Linked DNA regions of Homo sapiens: region 2 is linked to region 1. The links are chromatin contacts, found by Hi-C or POLR2A ChIA-PET in ENCODE. All regions are on one chromosome and are shown on one strand. The core of a region is the stretch at or near the end of the contact, and the rest is flanking DNA. Distances in the headings are between cores, read along the strand shown.

Region 1 (4,358 bases), core at 1,859-4,358:
TTGCCATCCAGAACAAATTATATAAAAATTGCCCTATATTTGGAAAACATGGTTTATGCCTCAAAAGACAAGTGGCCCTAATTAGTAAAACAATAGTTTAATAATAATTATTTAAAAATCCAAATCATAATTGTGGCAATGTCTTCCAACATTTAATTGATTTCTGTTTAACAGATCTATAGAGCAGTCAACTGAATCATAGAGTTACATGTTGAAATTAGTTTATGTTGGCAGATTAATCAGGAGATTACCAGATTGCTTAAATCTGTATGTTCAATAGACTAAAGTTATTGTCCTTATGCTCTGTCCTTTCACACTTGAAGGTTTAATTAGCCATTTTGTCTTGGATAATAAATTGTGAACCTTAGCTTTATATAAGATAAAGCATTTTATGTCTCCCAATTCTTTTTTATTCAGCCTTGGCTAAAGTTAGAGCTGAAATTAGAGGCCACAGATTACAGTCAGCATTTTACTGAAGAACTTTCAAAGAAGGGAAGTACATTACAAAGCATGTGGCAAACCATTATCGTATATTATAATGATAAGGGTAAAAGCTGAAAAATATTTATGTGTCAGCATGAAGATACTAAGAATGCATGACAATTAGGTTGGAATGAAGGACCTATCAAGCCATATTTATTCTTATTCCATACCTTGTCATATGAAACTGGGTGGTTTGTAAGAAACTCTCTGGTCAGTTACCATGACATAACTAACATATTATTACATAAACTTCAACCTTGAAATTGTTTGCTTAATTGTCTAGGATGTAAAATTAAATTTACTCAGTGTACATTTAAGTAAATTGAATTTGCATTTCTTTACAAAGCAACCCACTTCACTGATCTTGTTAAAATTAACTCAACCAGTATTTTAAAAATCCTTAAGATTCTTTTGGAGTTAGTATAAAACAAATGTTTTCCTCTTTGCATGAATTGCAGTACAAGTAAAATAATGATTATAGCAGACACATAGAGTCTCGACTTTTTAACCACCACATAGAGTCTTGACTTTTTCCATGCTATCTGCCTCTAGGTTGATGGTCAAAGCATATGGATCTGCCATTACTGGCAACATAAAATATCCGCACTCCAGGGTCTTGTTGAAGCCTATGACCTCAAACATTTCACTGCCTAATTCATTTTAAATGCTGTATTTCAAGAATAACATGCTTAAAGGATTGTCAGGATATTTGTCCTCGTCTCAAACTGGGCATTCAGTTTCTACTTTATGAAGAAGGCTCATTAAATAAAATTTTTGGAAGTCTTTGCATTAGGAAAATATATGCCTCTTCTTGATCAATTGGTTACTCTTGATCTCAAAAACACTATAAAATCCTCTGGTTGGCCGATTTGTCACACTGTTCTGGTTTCGTATTTTCCTTCTCTTTAACGTCATACTAGTTTGCCCACTTATTTTTATCTTGTTTTATAGTAAGTGTTTTCTGTGTGCTGCCTGAAATTCCCTGGAGTAACGCAAGTGTAAACATGTAAGAATAAATATATTTCAGACTAGATAAAGGATCAGTGCTTATATGGCCAGAGGAAAAAAATCTCAAATGAATCTATGACAGTAAACAAGTGCTAAGATACCAATAGAACATTTGAAGAGATTTTGAGTCATCGAAGCCAAAAGTATGTGCCCACCAAAACAAGTGCCAAGAATCTTTGAAAGAAGGAACTGTTCTTCAACAATTTTTTCAATGCAGCAAACACATAGGCTTTGTCCATGGAGCATGTAAGTCTGGGCTTACTTATGTTCCCCAAATAAGTGCCCTTTGTGTGTGGAGCACAAGAAAATACATATATGCCCTGTCCTGTTAAGGTGCGAATTTAATTTCTACATTATACAATTATCAACAATAAGGAGTATTGTCAATTACTCCTTATTATACATTATACAATTATCAACAATAAGGAGTATTTTAATTCTCAAGAGCAGAATTAAAAATTGGATGTTCAAAGCCACAAGCCAACATCTCCAACTTGCTCTTTTATGATGTTTCAGTCACTAAATGCAGTGGCTGAGTGTTATCTGGCTTTTCTGTTCAAATTCTCTATGAGGCTCTAGAAATAACTTAGCCAGTATAATGTAACACTGGCAACTTAATTTCTACCTTCAGAGCAAGACTGGAACTGAAACTGCAAAACAGCTTGTGAAATATCAGCCAAATTACTTCCCCGAACTCCTGTTCCATATATGCTGTGCATTGTTAAGTATTTTAAGACCTCTTATATTCGATAACCCCCCTTACTATCCTGTAAAACGCTTTATAAACACTTTCCTGGGTGTCAGATGCAAAATCTTACCCTCTTCAAGCTGCAGATAAGGACACCGAGATGTTGCCAAATATGCTGTTTTGTCCCAGAGCACATACTGAGGAAGTGGTAGAACCAGAACCAGTCTGTGACCCCTTTGTTTTACTTTTGCGGAACTCCTGGTCTCATTAAAGGTGCAATACCAGCGATGAGACACTGCGTGTGCCCAACAGGGACAAAGGTCATTGAGCAGTCCTAGGAATTCAGACTTTCAGAAATGTCTCAGAAGAACTAAGTAGAAGGCAGGTTGTGCAGGTGTGCAGTGCAGCCTCAAACTGGTACCACCGGGATCGGTTTGCAAAACAGGAAGGTGCAGTAGGGTGTGCCGGGACTTAGTTAACCTGGCACTCCCCCACCTCCTTCCCCGGCGCCCCGCTGCCAGGTTACTTCTGGCCCGGTGCCCTTAACGTACCTTTTCCGTGTTTAACTTGGAGGGCTACGTTCCCATCGCCCTTCTTCCTCTACCCGTCACCCTACAGGCCTACCTGACAAATGTGGGGACGGTTTAGCCAAGGCCCGTTGGCCCACGAATGCCCAGGCGTGTGCCTTATTTCTGAGAGTGGGAGGGAGACAGCCCAGGCCCTGCAAGGACGCGCCCGGCTAGGGGGGCGCGGTGGCGCGGTCGGGAGGGTGTTGTGTTCTCAGCAGGCCTCAGGGCGGCACTCTGGTTCTGCGGCCGGAGTGCTCGGGCGGGCCGCTGGGCGCCGACCCATGCTGGCTGGGAACGTGTCTCCCGGTGACGCAGCCCCGGGTGGGGAACGTGGTGCGGCGGCGGCGGCGGCGGCGACTGTACGCGCCTCCGCCGCCCCCGAGAGGACGCGCCGTGCAGCGGCTGAGTGGCGGCGGCGGCGACGGCAAACCCGGAGCTGCCGGCCGGCGCGCGGGAGGAGGACGCGGGTGCGGTCTAGGAAGTAGGTCCCGGGCTCCGCGCTCAACAAAGACGGGGCCGCCCCCATTAGGTACGGAGCCGGCCCTGGGCCCCGGCTGGCGGGGAGGCCTCGTCGGGCAGTTCGCGGGCGGCCGGGGAGGGGGAAGGGCCGCAGACCGAACGGGGATACGGGGCGCCGGGGGCCCTTCCAGGCCCCTTTCTCTTCCACGGCCCCTGGCGGGACGGAAGGGAAGGGGCCGGGCCGCGAGGGCGCGGGCCGCTGGGGGTCGTAGCCTGCGACGCCAACCAGCCTTTGCTCGTCCCTCGTGCAGACGGAGCTGCGGGCGGAGGCTCCATGTTGGGAAGCGGCGCCGTTCGTGCTTGTTAGCGGGAATCCGGGAGCCGCGGGGTGAGCTGGCGGGGGCCGGGCCCTAAGTGAAGATGGAGGCCCCGCTGCGGCCTGCCGCGGACATCCTGAGGCGGAACCCGCAGCAGGACTACGAACTCGTCCAGAGGGTCGGCAGCGGCACCTACGGGGACGTCTATAAGGTAAGTGAGGCTGGCCGTGCTTTTTTCCTGCGGTCGACTGGGTCCCGGGAATGGGGCCACTTTCCTGCGAAGTATTGGGGCGAGAGGAGGATGCTTTTATTGTTGCCTCTTGGGGAGAAAGCGGCCGGGGTCCCTTTTACTCGGTTCTGAGCACCCTCGACTCATGGCTTGTTCTAATCGCTACCAACAGGCAGAACTAACCACACAGTTGCAAACCGCTGTTGCACTTTTTTTGTGGTTTAAAGGCTTTTTAATAGGGCTTATTTATGGTATTGAAGGGAATTTGAATCTGCTTGTGGAATTACACCGAAGGATGCTCTAGTGTTAGCATGGAAAAATGCTTCATGGAAGATAGACAGGAAAGAATATTGACATTCAGACATTTGCATTTTTTTAAAAAAATTTGTTTCAATGGATGAGTTTGACTAAAAAAGCCATATGAAACCCTGTCTCTGAGCTTTAACTGTAAGCAAACTAATATTGGTGACATTTATGCAAGCATTATCCCATATAAAAAGATGCTTTTCCTGGTGGAAGTTTGATCGTTTGTTTTTGGTTGGCGATAAAAATGTGATATTAACTTGCTGGGTTTTGTTTTACTTTAGCGGTTCCTTTCAGGGATT
Region 2 (4,035 bases), core at 475-2,974, 4.4 Mb before region 1:
CTGGGCCGGGTACGGTGGCTCAGGCCTATAATCCTGAGCCCTGGAGTTCGAGACCAGCTTTGGCAACATGGTGAAACCTTATCTCTACCAAAAATACAAAAATTAGCCAGTCTCATAACCCGCTCTTAAATAAATAGATTAAAATTTAAAAATAAATAAATAAATAAATAAATAAATAAATAAATAACCCCACTGATATGAACATTTCTTCCATTTTGGAGTAAAGGTGCCTACAAGGCTAGGCAATGTCCATATTTCTTTCCTGAATGTTTCCAACGGGGCTGCGCCTAGAGCAGATGTATCATAAATACTAATTACTTATTATAATGACCAAGCTACATTGTTAGCATAGAATAATTCCACAGGCTTCCCTATTGGTTTGTTTGATCCTAAGCCTATTAATACCTGCTTCTATGTCAGAAAATCTACATTAGGCCAGGCATGGTGGCTCACACCTGTAATCCCAGCACTTTGGGAGGCCGAGGCAGGTGGATCACCTGAGGTCAGGAGTTCGAGACCAGCCTGGCCAACATGGCAAAACCCCACCTCTCCTAAAAATACAAAAATTTAGCCGGGCATGGTGGCAGGTGCCTGTAATCCCAGCTACTCAGGAGGCTGAGGCAGGAGAATCGTTTGAACCCAGGAGGCGGAGGATGAAGTGAGCCTCAAAAAAAAAAAAAGAAAAAAAATATTATTTTGATACATGTTTTAAAGCTCACCTTCGGCATTATGAGATAATCCCTCAAGTGAGGAAAAAGGTCCATTTATTAATCTCAAAGAAAACAGTTACAGCAGATGTCACTGGTTAAGAGTTCAGTTGGTGAATAGCATTTCACAATTTGTACCAACATCTGGGGAAAGACGCTTTGCATGGAACTGTAAAACAATTGAGCACCAAATCTGCACAACTGCGTTTCTAGAAAATGCGATGGGTTTTATAGAGATGAGGTCTTGCTATGTTTTCCAGGCTGGTCTCGAACTCTTGGCCTCAAGCGATCCTCCCGCCTCGGTCTCCCCAAGCGCCGGGAGTACAGGCGTGAGCCACCGACGGAAATGGATTTTAAGTGAAAGTCCTATCTTCGTTTGCAAATCAATTTTTCCAGGATCAAAGTTCTAGCAACCATAAATCCTATCCTTCTAGACATAGGGACCCACATAAGGGCCACTTGATGTGACACTTGCCCCGACAGCGGTGCCACCTGGCCCCTAGGTGGCAGGTGCGTTTTTAACTAAACCCAAGAGTCTGAAGTCACATTATTCTCTTGCCTTGAAAGCTTAAGAGTTGGTTCCTAATCGGTGGCTTAACTCGGTCTCTCTCCAGGCAAGGCCACCTGTTTGCTGATCTTTCACAGGGCGAGGGGACCGGAGCCCTTCAATGCAGCGCCCTCTTGGCCTGAAGAGGGGGCGACTGGGCGCCCAGACCGCGTCTTTCTCACTGAGATCCCAGCTCCTGGACGACTGCCTCTTTTCGGGTTCGGCTCATTCCGCAATAAGTGGAGGGGTCCCGCCTGATCCTAGGGGCCGGCGCCCTTTTCCTTCCCTCCCTGCGCTTGCGAACCCCTCCGGGCGTCTCCGGAGCCGCGACCCCTGCTGGGGACCCCGGGGGCGGGAGGCCGAGGGGCGCGGCGAGGGCCGTGACGCGAGGCGGGGCCGGCCAATGGGAGCGCTCCGCGGCGCAGGCTGAGCCGCCGGGCCATAAAAAGGAGGCGCGGCCGGGCTTTCCAGCCTGTGGCCGCTCCCGGCTCGGAGTGTGATCTAAGCAGGTTGCGTACCTTCCTCAGGTGACTCCGGCCACAGCCCATTGTCCGCGGCCACCGGCGGAGTTTAGCCGCAGACCTCGAAGCGCCCCGGGGTCCTTCCCGAACGGCAGCGGCTGCGGCGGGTCCATGGAGAAGGGCCCTGTGCGGGCACCGGCGGAGAAGCCGCGGGGCGCCAGGTGCAGCAATGGGTTCCCCGAGCGGGATCCGCCGCGGCCCGGGCCCAGCAGGCCGGCGGAGAAGCCCCCGCGGCCCGAGGCCAAGAGCGCGCAGCCCGCGGACGGCTGGAAGGGCGAGCGGCCCCGCAGCGAGGAGGATAACGAGCTGAACCTCCCTAACCTGGCAGCCGCCTACTCGTCCATCCTGAGCTCGCTGGGCGAGAACCCCCAGCGGCAAGGGCTGCTCAAGACGCCCTGGAGGGCGGCCTCGGCCATGCAGTTCTTCACCAAGGGCTACCAGGAGACCATCTCAGGTCAGTGCGCCCGCGGGCTGCTAGAGCGTGCGGGCGGCGGGGGCGGTGCTTGCAGGAAACGCGCGCCGGCTCCAGGAAGTTTCCGGAGTTGCCTCACTTTTGGCGCAGGAAGCCGGGCGCTGTCACCTCCGAACCCGCCCTAGCCTGCCGCCCTGCCGAGGCCCTGCGTGGGGCACAGTCGGGGCTTCCTGGGTGGCAGCGACCTCTCAGCCCCGGAACTCGCTGCAGCCGCCTTCCAGGGGCCCTTCCCGCTCCCAGCGCGCAGCCCTCCTAGAACGCCCCGGGTGGGCGTGGACGGGAGCCCGGAGCCCTCTCGCCTGAGCGCCCAGCGCGGGATTCTCGGGGTACCTGCGGTTCCAAACTTGCCCACGATAAGGATCACCTGGGCACTTGCTGCGGCGACGGCTTCCTGGGTAGTTCCTTATTGAGATCCCATTGTCAGGGTGTGTATCTGGATTGAAGCCTCGGCGCGATCCTTCCCCGAAACCTCGGGGACCTGCATTCCCACTGATTTGCCAGGGGATCGGAGTCTTAGAGTTGTGCTTTTTTTTTTGTCCACCTCAAGTTTACTCCAGTTCAGGACATTTACAAAATTCGGCACAATTTTGGGCACGGGCTTCCCCGGAGTTTGAGGTGTGAGGTTGATTGGGTGAGTTTGCTGCTGAAATCTGTTTCCTCCCCCCACCCCCAACCCCGCAAAAAGCAGTAAAGCTACTCCGGGATTCGGAGGGCTCCGTGGGTTCCAGGACTCAGTCTCATCCCCGCACCCTCCCACCCTAAAATAAAGCCGGGTTGACCCGGTGCTGTTAGCGTCTGAGGCGTGTCGGCTTTTCACCCAGAGGGTGGGGATGCAATCAGTGTGGGTAGGATGCAAGATGGGGTGATGGAGAGTGGAAAATGGGGACTTTGCTGCCTGTTGGCCAGAGAAGCAGTATTGGTCTGTGTTTAAAAAAATAAAGCTTCTGGCTTCTACAGCTGGGACCAAAGACATTATTTTCCAGTCTACACCTTCCGTGTGTCTTGGTGACATTTATTTATTTGCCCTAAGAAGCATTCTACCGTTCACTGTTTTTTGAAAGAAAAACAGTGCGCTGGAAAGGCAATCTCCCTGCCCCAGTTATTTCTCTGAAGGAGTGTAGAGCGATTCCACCAAATAGACCCTGGGAAAAAGAAAGTTATTTTTTGCCCAGTCTTCCACACCCCAAAGGAAGGGTGGGAAATCAGAATGTGAAAGAGACGGGGCCCCAAAAGGAAATGATGCTACACTCTAAAACCGGCAGTGACTTCTAGTTCTGTTTCCAAATTCACTTTTTTTTACCCCTCAATTGCAAAAGTTTGGAATCTCAGAAGAGATTTCAAAATACAAAGACTGAAAAATAAACTTTCAGTTTTCTGTGGGATCAGCTCTTTGGAGGTCTAGGGCTTTAAATTTGTGTGTGTGTGTGTGTGTGTGTGTGTGTGTGTGTGTGTGTGTGAGATATTTCACAATGTAATGAAATGTCTTCTTAAGGCCTTACTCATTTTGCCCCTTGCAGACACAGAAAGTGGTTTACTTCACAGCATCGGCCAGGCTTTGGGAATCCTCCCTTAAAGAGAATTCATAGGACAGTGTTCTGTAATCTAGCATGGATCTAATTACCCAAAGAGAGAGGAATTTCTGACCCTGAGACAGGTCACAGAATTATCTAAAGTGACTCACAGATTTACTTGAGAAATGGTTAGCTGAAATATCTCATGAGCGAAGATTCATTTAAAGAGGATTAATAACTGCAAAGAACACATCATTCCACATTAGAAAACTGTTCT

The links. A loop is a pair of places that touch in the nucleus more often than their neighbours do. ChIA-PET counts read pairs that join two places held with the same protein, here RNA polymerase II (POLR2A). Pooled maps may share reads with other maps.
Region 2: a pooled map shows a loop between it and region 1 (2.7-fold over the local background). The contact joins the promoter of GCH1 here to the promoter of MAP4K5 in region 1. A Hi-C loop is called at or near these places in 2 of 50 pooled maps. POLR2A ChIA-PET finds 5 or more read pairs at or near these places in 2 of 52 experiments (BJ and CD4-positive, alpha-beta T cell).

The regions. Positions count from the first base shown.
Region 1 is chr14:50,531,319-50,535,676 of GRCh38, reverse strand. MAP4K5 (mitogen-activated protein kinase kinase kinase kinase 5) reads left to right here and starts at 3,108. Exons shown (of 33, transcript NM_006575.6): 1 at 3,108-3,229; 2 at 3,519-3,735. The coding sequence starts at 3,628. It also overlaps a transcript of ATL1 not described here. RefSeq lists a silencer at 2,785-3,414.
Region 2 is chr14:54,900,515-54,904,549 of GRCh38, reverse strand. It overlaps GCH1 (GTP cyclohydrolase 1), which reads left to right and starts at 1,724. Exons shown (of 6, transcript NM_000161.3): 1 at 1,724-2,229. The coding sequence starts at 1,887. RefSeq lists silencers at 1,370-2,009, 2,420-2,469, 2,480-2,539.